Linked DNA regions of Homo sapiens: region 2 is linked to region 1. A link is an interaction called in ENCODE POLR2A ChIA-PET data of the cell type or tissue named here. Cell type or tissue: MCF 10A. All regions are shown on one strand. Links, peaks and the distances in the headings refer to the core of each region. The heading gives the core; the rest is flanking DNA. Region 1 holds the start of BCDIN3D (BCDIN3 domain containing RNA methyltransferase). Region 2 holds the start of LOC101927241 (a long non-coding RNA gene).

Evidence for each region. ChIA-PET counts read pairs that join two places held together with the same protein. Peaks named below come from ENCODE experiments on the same cell type or tissue, not always from the same donor. Only the 100,000 strongest peaks of a DNase experiment are listed, where the experiment ranks them.
Region 2: POLR2A ChIA-PET joins it to region 1 with 5 read pairs; 2 of 35 experiments call an interaction of 5 or more read pairs at or near these places.

What each region holds. Positions count from the first base shown.
Region 1 is chr12:49,841,077-49,846,441 of GRCh38, forward strand. It overlaps BCDIN3D (BCDIN3 domain containing RNA methyltransferase), which reads right to left and starts at 2,030. Exons shown (of 2, transcript NM_181708.3): 1 at 1,778-2,030. The coding sequence starts at 2,011. It overlaps BCDIN3D-AS1 (BCDIN3D antisense RNA 1), which reads left to right. Exons shown (of 3, transcript NR_027501.1): 3 at 1-78. RefSeq lists enhancers at 1,373-1,742, 2,313-2,372. In MCF 10A, for the core only: no CTCF peak of the experiment used is centred there; a DNase peak (open chromatin) is centred at 1,985.
Region 2 is chr12:48,812,719-48,818,083 of GRCh38, forward strand. It overlaps LOC101927241 (a long non-coding RNA gene), which reads right to left and starts at 4,214. Exons shown (of 3, transcript XR_245978.4): 1 at 4,042-4,214; 2 at 1,739-1,955; 3 at 1,044-1,574. It also overlaps a transcript of CACNB3 not described here. RefSeq lists enhancers at 1,838-2,339, 2,340-2,839 and silencers at 1,930-2,189, 2,790-2,869. In MCF 10A, for the core only: a CTCF peak has its summit at 2,063 (motif pointing left); DNase peaks (open chromatin) are centred at 2,073 and 2,773.

The DNA.
Region 1 (5,365 bases), core at 54-5,053:
TACATCTATCCAATGAAACATTAGGAAGCTGCTAAAAAAAGAATGTGGTGATATAAATAATCTCAGAATTAAAAGCTACTAATAGTGTGTTACCATTTGTAAAACTAAAAGGGGGGTACTTATATGTACGTAAATGCTGGTATACACACAAGACTGATACCTAAGAAATTATAAACAGTAGTGCCACTGTGTGGGGGAAAAGGAGGATTTAGGGTTGGGAGTAGAGACTTACTTTTTAGTATATACCCCTTTGTAGTTTGAATTTTTTTGTTTTATCAAGCGCAAGCATTTTTTTTCCCTTTCCTGACTACAAAGATCCACAAGAAAAAGCATTTTTTAAAAACTGCAAAACAGAAAGCTCCATAAACGTACAGCCAGGTTTGGGAACCACTACCCTAGTTAGCTGCCAACTATGTCTTTACCTCTCATGTGTATACTACTCTCAACTTTAAAATCTCTGGTGGTTTCCTAATGCCTTTCGTGAAATCCCAAGCCTTAACCTCAGTCTCTCTTTTCCATTGTTTTTACCCTCTGACTTCCCGTATCATCACAGCGGAGAAATTTTGCAGGGGACACAGGACATCAACCCATCTCCTCATTCCAGTCTTTGAGACTGTATCCAAATGTCCCCTTCCTACTATCATCTGAGTCCCACAAGGTCTGAAGTCGTCCCCCAAAGTCTCTTCTGTAAAAGGACAGCAACGTAACAGAATTGTCCCCCGCCCTCCAGATGCTGGACTGGAGTGATGGAGGGAGCGCAGAGAGGGTACTAACTTTTGAAGCATTTGCCGTGGTAAGTTCAGACTGCCTGCTAGTGTAGAATATCCCAGTGGCTACAAATAGGTGTGGGAGAGACATTTCCTTATTTTGCATGTGGTTTGATTATAATCATATGCCTAAGAATAGTTTGCAGCAAGAAGAGTGGCAGTGCCGCCCTTCTCCATTCCCTTGGGCAAAATGCTTTATTTGCTTCTCGATCCTCTCCACTGTACTCTGTCAACTCACTGTTTTGTTTTGTTTTTGAGACGGAGTCTCGCTCTGTCGCCCAGGCTGGAGTGCAGTGGCACTAGCTCGGCTCACTGCAAGCTCCGCCTCCCGGGTTCACGCCATTCTCCTGCCTCAGCCTCCGGAGTAGCTGGACTACAGGCGCCCGCCACCACGACCGGCTAATTTTTTGTATTTTTAGTAGAGACGGGGTTTCACCGTGTTAGCCAGGATGGTCTCGATCTCGTGACCTTGTGATCCACCCGCCTCGGCCTCCGAAAGTGCTGGGATTACAGGCGTGAGCCAGCGCGCCCGGCCTACTCACTTTTTTTGAAATAAACATGCAGGTCCCAGGGTCTGTCCTGCACTGTATAGCACACATGAGTCTCAATATCAGGCATGATTCTGTCACCCTTGGCTCTTCTCTCCCAGTAAACCAAACCTAACCCCATGTTCCCAAACGTGTGTCTCTGGAAGCCCCCTCTCCCCAGCCAAAGCGCCAGGCACGCTGGACAGAGGCCACCCTAGATACAAGGACCGTTCCCACCTGGGGTCTGGCCCTGAAAGAAAAGTGGGAACGTAGTCGACAAGGACTCCTCTCCAAGAGAGATTCCTAAGACAGATGGTGGAACCCTGGCGGGCAGGCAGCAGCGGCACTGGCTCAGTCAAAGCCACGCTTTATACTCGTTTTGGGAAAGTTTCGATGGGTGTTAGCCCAGGCCAGAACCACAGTGGATGTGTAGGCAGCCAACCACTTGGCTCCGGATGCTCCAATCCCTCCCCTGTCACTCACCCCGGAGTTACACCCCACGTCGAGCCCCAGAATCGGCCCGTTCTCGGGACTCTCAGGAAAGAGCTGTCGAAGCAGCTCCGGGGGCAGGAGGCGGAGCCGTTGCTCCGGAGGGTGGAAGCGAGAATAATGAGGAAAATTTCCGAACGGGGCGGCGCCAGGTGCCAGAACTCGCGATTCCTCTTCCGCTGCGGTCTCCTTAACACTCCCTCCATCCAGTTCCGTGGGCACCGCCATTAGCCTCAACACAGCCTCTGGGCCGTGGCGGAACCGGAAGCCGGGAACCTGCTGTCGGCGTGGGCGGTGGCGGTGCCAGCGCGCGTGCGTCGAACGGCTAGGGCGGGTGGCTAGAATTCTGCGGTGAATCAGAAAAGCTGTCCTGATTTCCTCTCGCTGTATACCTGGAGCCGGCGAGCGCCTGGGGCTTGCCTTGTATTATTGAACCCTCATCACAACACTGGGAGGGGATTAGCAATATCATCCACGTTTTACAGGGATGAAACAAACTCTGAGGGCTAAGTGTCTTGGCCAAGCTGACATAGTTTGAAACTTGGGCTACTTGACCCAGAACAAGTATACTAGTTTGTTGGGATCTTGGAAATCAATTTTAGTCCAATTTCCTTTCTTTATAAATGCAAAAAGTGAGACCGAGAGAACTTACTTGTCTGGGGTCATACATTGAATCTGTGACTCAAAAACTTCCACCCGGTTCAGGAAAGGGTAGCCAGGAGGTGCAGGTCACTTGCGAAGCCAGCCGACTCAGCCCTGTCCCCCAGGGGCAACTGTAGACCATGAGCTCCTTGAGAGGCAAGGACCGTGCCTTAAGAGCCAGCACTTAAAGAGTGCTTACCAGGCACCAGACACCCTTGTAAGCTCCTTAGTCAATCCTCTCACCCCGTGAGAAAATGACCGTATTATTATTCTTTTTATATAGATGAGGACACTGGAGTAAAACAAAGTAACTTGTCCAAGATCCCACAGTTAGAAATGATGGTACTAGGATTCGAACCCAGGGAGTTTGGATCCAGAGGATGTGCTTGCAACGGTGTGTTATTCTCAGCCTTGAGTCTCCTATACTTAACATGGGCCTGGCACAAAGATGCTCAACAAATGTTGTTGAATGAAAACTCAATAGAGAATACAATAAGGCCAGATCTGTTTGGGGAAACTTTAAATGGAAGGGAGAAAGGATGCCAACTGAAGCAGACATAGTGGAATGGAGTTGGGCAAGATGTGACTCAGAGATTGGAAATAACAGAGCTGATAAGGAGAGGAACTGAAGGGTCAACCTAGGTAGCAGGTTCCAGTCAAAAGCCAGGATGGCCCAGAATATCCGTCAGGGTCAACCAAGCATCAGCAGAGTTGTGCAGGACCCCCAACCCCACCCCTGCACCTGGCCCACCCATCTTAAAGGGGTATCCTGCTCCATGAGGCTGGCAGTTCGGTAAACTTCTTATAAGGCACTGGAGCATGACTCCTGCAAACAGTACCATCAGGAGTTAAAATAAGCGCTGTTTTCCTCTCAGTTTTTACTTTATATTTTCTTTTTCTTTTCTCCTTTTTTTGAGATAGAGTCTCACACTATTGCCTGGGCTGGAGTGCAATGACATGATCTCGGCTCACTGCAACCTTTGCCTCCCAGGTTCAAGTGATTCTCCTGCCTCAGCCTCCCAAGTAGCTGGAATTACAGGCACCCGCCACCATTCCTGGCTAAGTTTTTGTATTTTTTAGTAGAGACGGGGTTTCACTATGTTGGCCAGGCTGGTCTCGAACTCCTGACCTCGTGATCTGCCCACCTCGGCCTCCCAAAGTGTTGGGATTACAGGCGAGAGCCACCACGCCCAGCCTTTATATTTTCATCTCTATCTGGCCTGCTGTTTCTCTAGTTTCACTTATTTGAGGACACAAGTTAATAAAAGTCACTCTGGAATTTAGTAAACCACAGTATTCTGCACAATTACAGAAAAGGAGAAAAAGCTGCACCGTTTTGACAAATTTTGGTGAGCTGAGCTGAACTTACCTCTTTTTGTCACTAGATGAAGCTAGCACAAATAATTAACAATTTTCAAGGAGCTGGAATCACCTTGCTTCCAGGACAGTGAATGGCAAGAACTCCTGACCCTGGGGTTCCTCCAGAAGCAAAGATAGGCCCTCGTAACATTACTGGTAATCTAAAATGCCTGACAGGTGACCTCATAAAGAGGTGTTTTAATTTGATCCACTCTGGTAACTTTTCTAACCTATGACCACTTTTCAGAGCCTGAACAGCACAGGTGTCTTGACAATACTTGACAATACCAGCCCCAGCACCTTAAATAGCTGTAGCAGCACCTAAGAGCTCGCTCTGCACTTTGGTCAGCCAGGTTTTATGGAGTGAGATGCATATATAATTTCAAGGGAAAGGGGAAGAAGGGGCGCCCTCTTTAAGGAAAAAACTCCCACCAACTTACAAATATAAAGACAGGTATAAAAGTGAATATTTATTTATAATGAGAAATCACAACAAATTACAAATTTTGAAAAGCTGACTACTAAAAGCATCACAACAAATTTTCTATAGGCTTGGTGTGGTGGCTCACACCTGTAATCCCAGCACTTTGGGAGGCCGAGGCGGGCGGATCACGAGGTCAGGAGATCGAGACCATCCTGGCTAACACGGTGAAACCCCTCTCTACTAAAAATACAAAAAATTAGCCGGGCGAGGTGGCGGTCGCCTGTAGTCCCAGCTACTCGGGAGGCTGAGGCAAGAGAATGGCGTGAACCCCAGGGGGCGGAGCCTGCAGTGAGCCGAGATCGTGCCACTGCACTCTAGCCTGGGCGACAGCAAGACTCCGTCTCAAAAAAAAAAAAAAAATTCTATAATAGTTTGATTGATTAAATGCTAGTCACACTTGAATATTACTTTTTTTCTTACATTTTTGGCTGCATACTCTTTGATTGCTTCTTCACATGACAATCACTTGATAATATCATTTTAGAGAGAGACCAGGAAGGTAATTCAGTCTTTTCTTAGCCTGGTGGATCAAATTTGTCTTTTATTATTTGTGGCAGTTATAAAAGTTTCTTTCAAGTTCACAAGTTGTTATTGGCAATGTCATGTAAATTTTTTGGTTTGTTATCAAATTGGGGGAGAACTTTGATTAAATTTCTTTCATTTATTAGCTGGAAGATTTCAGAGCATTTCAAATTTTCTTGTGCAAGAAATAATCTTAGATCTACTCTTCAAATGGACTGTATTCATTAGCCAATTTGTCGTTGAAAACCTTATTATGAATGATGCATTATAAAATTTTTATCATCTGCATTGATAGCAGTAATTTGTGTCAAGTCAGCAAAGGAATTTAAACATAGGGATTCTGATAAATTGTGTATTGTACAATTCCCATCAAGAAATAAAAGAATGCATGGTGCATTTATAATTATATATGCTGTGCTATTGAGTTACTGTGTTATTGCCGACAGGACAAAACTTGTTTTGACTGGTGTTTAATAAGAGACAGAATCTTCTGCTTATGACTGGAATAATTTTCTTCAGACTAGCTTCTGACTTCATATATTTTCAAACTTTTAGGCCCACATAACTTCGGGTGC
Region 2 (5,365 bases), core at 270-5,269, 1.0 Mb before region 1:
CAGAGCAAGATGGAGAAGGGGCCTGTGGTCCAGCAGCTGGGGTGGAAATGAGAAAAGTAAGGGGTGGGGAACTGCCCCTGTGCACCTCAGATTTCCTGTGATAGGCTCATGGAGGAGTAATTTTTTTTTTTTGAGACAGAGACTCTGTCCCCCAGAGTCTGGAGCGCAGTAGGGCGATCTCGGCCTGTCTCCTGAGTTCAAGCAATTCTCTGCCTCAGCCTCCCAAGTAGCTGGGACCACAGGTGTGCACTGCCATGCCCGGCTAATTTTTATATTGTTTGCAGAGATGGGATTTCACCACGTTGGCCAAGCTGGTCTTGAACTCCTAGCCTCAAGTGATCTGCCCGCCTCGGCCTGCCAAAGTGCTGGGATTATAGGCGTGAGCCTCGGCGCCAACCTCAGGGAGAAGTAACTGATATTTCTATTTTAAAGTGGAAGGTGGGCCGGGCACCGTGGCTCACGCCTGTAATCCCAACACTTTGGGAGGCCGAGGCGGGCAGATCGCTTGAGATCAGGAGTTGGAGACCAGCCTGGCCAACATGGTGAAACCTCGTCTTTACTAAAAATACAAAAATTAGCCTGGTGTGGTGGCGTGCCTGTAGCCCCAGCTACTCGGGAGGAGGAGAATCTCTTGAACCCGGGAGGCGGAGGTTGCTGTGGGCCGAGATCGCCACCGCACTGCGACCTAGGCGACAGAGTGAGACTCCGTCTCAAAAATAAATAAATAAATAAATAAAAATAAAGTGGAAGGTGGAGAGATGGTTTCTATGCTATAGTTTCAGGCAGAGAATGTGGAGGGAGGGAAGGAGAGAAGGTTGCGGGAAGCCAGGGACAACTGCTTGCCTGGGCCAACATCCCCTCTCTCCCCACCTCCCTTCTCCTATGGAAACTTAAGCTGCCGCAGGGCCCAGCGGAGCTAGTCCATTAGCTGTGGTCAGCAGGGGAGTGTAGGTGGGGAGGGCCCTCTCTCCCTCCAGGTCTTCTTGCCAAATGAAAGGCAAAGCGTTTGCTCCCTCTACTAGAGTCAAAACAAAACAAAACCATAAAAACCTCCACACGCATTTTTAACACACACAAATAACATAACTTCTTTCCTCTGAATGGTCGAAGCTGAGCAACTTGGAGGTGGGTGGGTGGTAGGGGCTCCGTGACCCACTAGACTAGACTACAGAGGGAGTGGGGGAGGAGGTGCCTTCTCAAAGCACTTTCCAGGTTAAATCCAGCCTCGGGAGGAGGGAGTGGAGAGAGAATTTACTCTCCCCCAACTTACCTCCCTCAGAAATGGGGGCAAGTGGAGGGTCAGCTGAGCAGAGAGGGAGGAACAGTCTCCCGAGATCCCGGGGATGGGAGGATTGAGGGGAGGGGTCCCGGAAACTCCCAGGGGAAGTGGGTTAAAAGAAGGGCCGGGAAGAAGGGTGGGACGCCCTCCACTGGAAAGGGGAGAGCGTTCTAGTTAATGCTGAGGGGAAGTTGGGGACCTGGGTCAATCGGAGTCAGCGTGTGTCTGTCTCCATGAAGGGGGGTCCGTCTCTCCCCGCCCCAGGCGCCGTCTTTGGTCTGGAGAAGGGTCCAGCCTGGGGTCGTTGGGGGTGTGAAGGGACCAATGAGCGGTCTGTCCGCTCAGAAGGGTCCAGAGAGAGAGCCAACTGGAACTACACCCCCGCTCCCCCTTCCCCCGCCAGAACTTGGGCTTGTCCTGTTTGACGCACCCGCAGAAAGGGGCGGGAGGGGTACTGACCCGAGGAGCGGTCCCGCGACTCTGTACTCCCTGCTGCCCAGTCCCGGCCAGGACGCTGCCCGGCTTAGCTGGGGCGCCCCTCGAGACCAGGATGGAGGTAGGGACGGGCTAGGGTCCCGGAAGGGCGCGGGTGTCTCGAAGGAGCCCCACGGGGTGGGAATAAGTAGAGCGCAGCCTGGGGTCTCCTACTGGGGGTCTCGAGCTGGGACTGCAGTTCCTGGAGAAAGGAGGGGGAGAGGGGTTCGTCCTGGGCTTGGGCGGTGTCTGGATCCGGGGTGCGTCCCCCCTGCTCTGGCCTGGGCAGCGCCGCCTGCTGGCAGGGCCGGACCCTGCGGCCCCGGGACCGGACACCAGGCGGTGCCGCCACCTGGAGGGCGCGTGTAGCCGCCGGGCCAGCGAGCCCAAGGGGCGCTGCAGCGGGTCGAGAAGGAGCCGCGTCGCTTCGCCTCGCCCTTCCCCTTCGCGGAGCTGAGACCCGCTGCACCAGAACCCAGGAGAGGGGGGAGACGGCAGAGACTCCGCGGGCGCGGGGCGATCCCAGCTGGGCTCTCTCCACAGGGATGCCGATCCCTCTGGAGACACAGAGCCGAGCCGGGGACGGGTGGATGGGCGCCTTGACGCTTGGGCGGGCGAGCAGAGCACCAGCACTCTTGCTTTTCGGTCCTTTCCCCCGCCGAGGTCGGGGTCGCAGCCGCCGCCGGAGGATGGGCGGCCGGCGCACGGAGCAGGGCCGGGAGGGAGCAGAAGCTTCCGCCAAGAGCTCAGGAGCTGGGGCAGCCCTGGAGCTCTTCCTGCCCTTCTGCCCGCGGCGGCGGAAACTCCAGAGTCCCTACTCTTTCTCGGGAGGACTTTAGGGAAGAAGCAGAGCGGCAGGGGAAGCCGAGGAGCGAGGGTGCGACGTGGGGATGGAAGGACAGTGGGAGGCACACGGAAAAACAGAACGAGGACCTTAGACAGGAGAGACGGAAGTGGAGAGAGGCTGGGCTGAAAGGCAGGGAGAGCCAGAGACTGACAGAGGCGGCGAGAAAGGAAGGGAGAGGGAGGGAGGGAGGAGGGAGGAGAAAGAGGGAGGGAACCAGGGGAGAGGGAAGGGAGCAGGCGGCGGAGCCCGGCGGGCGTGGGGCGAGGCCAGGCGTGCAGGCGGGAGCAGCGTGCAGAGCAGCGGCCGGGTTTTGCTCCCGCCTCGGAGCCCCTGGCCCGGGGGAGGGGGAGAGGCCGCTAGCCTGGTCTATGTCTTTTTCTGACTCCAGTGCAACCTTCCTGCTGAACGAGGTAACCGTGGGGGGGGTGTGGGGTCGTGGGAAGGGGGTTCCCCACTGGGTGGGAGGAGAGCTCCGCTCCAAGCTAGGAAGGGGGCACGCGTTTGGGGGAGACTGCACCGATGGGGAGGCAGGGAAACCGGAGGAAGTGAGGCCAGGGGTGGAAGAGGCACCGGGTTAGAGAGGAGGGAGCGGCCAGAGCTGGCAGCTTCCTAGTACTGGGATTGGATGAGAGGAGAGGACTGACTGAGGAGCCAGAAAAAAAGGGGCTAGATTACAAGAAGGGCTCTGCCAAGCTCCCCTAGCGCCTGTCCCTGAGTTCCCTGGCAGCCTAGCAGCCAGAATGGTAGGGGCCTCCACCTGGTCCAGATCTTAAAAACTGCTGGGGAGGAGTCTTTAAGTCTTCCCAGAAGGCCTAGCTTCTGTCTCAGTTTCCCCATTCAGTGCCCAGGGACTGGGATCTGCCCAGCTTCCTGGTACACTTAGAGGAGAAGCTAGAATATATTCTGAAACCTCCCAAGAAGGTTTCAATATATTCCAGCTCCCAAACCTGATTATTCAGGCTTTTCCTCTTATGTCTTGCTTCTATGACTTGGGTACCTGCCAGCTGCCAGTCTAACAACTCTCTCCTAGAAAGAATCAGCAGGAGGAGCCTCTCCCCTGATCCTTTATTGCCCTCAGCTCTCTCCCTTTATGCCCAGCCATGAAAAAGAAAAGAGGTTAGGGCTACATGGACACTGACAGGCACATGTCCTGTCACAGGACAAGAAGTCACCAAGTTGGTATTAGAACTAGAGTAGGCAGGTGTGGGTGAGAAATGAAAGGAACATTGGGTAGCAACCCAGAGATATGAGAAGAAGGAGGGAAGCTCTGAAGCTACTGCAGGACCCAGGGGATGGGCCCAGGTATGAGGAGCTTGAACCCATCTCCTGGGGATGGTTGGCATGGCAACACATGCCTCAGGAGCAGACTTAGACAACCTTGTCGCAGGAGATTACAAGGAGTGTGAGGAAGGAGTGCTGCCGATGGCAGATCCGCTGTTACCTACAGCCCCAGGACCTTCTGTGGGTGGAGAGAGTCCCAAAAGGAGAGGCCAGGAGAGTGGATGCAGGGATGGGAAGAGAAACAGCTGCCTCCACCACTGCTTTCTTCACTAGAGCCATCTCCCAGGAGAAGAGCACCTTGAGGGTCTTACTCTTTGACACCTCTCCAGGCCCCTGAAAGAAGGAATTGAAGAGAAAGGATGAAAGAGGGGGATACAAGGAATACTGCGTAACTGGGTGAGGGCACAAAAGTGGGCAGTGTCTGGGAACTTCCAATACAGAAGAATCCAGTATATGACCAAACCCCAGTTGGTGCTGGACTCAGGAGAGGAGACAGTCCCTTCAGCCACAGGGGCTGCAACAAAGTTGTTTGTCAAACCCAGCATGAGGAAGGTGCTGGGCAGGGCTGCTCTGGGCCACCCACAGTAGACAGACTAAAGATGTCAGTCTGAAGATGCAGCTCTTCTTTGTCTTGCCAAGATAACACCGATAAGTGACCCAGGTGGGAAGCCACTTGGTTTGGGTGGGCTTTCTCTCTCCCATGCACAGTGCTTTCTACCATAGATCTTACTAAGCCATGTCAGAGTTTTGGATTTCTGATTCTCCTCAAGCCAAGGAGGGATGAGCAGATTGCTGAACTCCCGGGTGTGAGAAATTGGGAAGGAAAAGGACTGAGCTCAGGGCCAAGAGCATGGGCACCAGGAGGCCTCCAAGTGTAACCCCTGTCTACGCACATCCTCCTCGTGGGGCACAAAGGTAGGCAGTCAAAAATCAAAGAAGGAATTTTGCTCAGGAGATGAAAAAAGGAAAGAGCTCAAATGGGTGGATCTTTGGGGAAAGTTTCCTCAAGATAAGGGCTGCGGCTCTCTTACCCCAAATCTCAATGCTCCTGTAAAGGAGACTGAGTGGTGCAGAGTGGTACAAGCCCTTCTGCTAAGGGGAGAATCTGGCCTTACCCTAGTGACTCCGAGGAGACTGGCCCTTTCCTCTCCCAACCCGAGTGTAGCCAGGATCCCACCCACAACTATCCCCCTACCTCCACCCTCTGGCTTCTTTCCCCTTCCCTTTAGGCTCACCTAAAACAGCCCCTTTCTGCCCCAGTTCCCACGGATGCCTTGGCACTGTCTGGCACAATCCTTGGCAGGGAAGTGGGGAAGGGAACCCCCATCCTGGCAGGACTAAGACAAAATCTATCCGTGCAACAGGTGTGGGGAGGCCTACCCAGCTCACGGAAAGTTCCCCCCTTCTCAAGGGTTGGGCAACACCGCCTTTGCCGCAGCGTCCCCGTACTGAGGGGGCCGGGCACCTGTTGGGGCAGGAGCTGC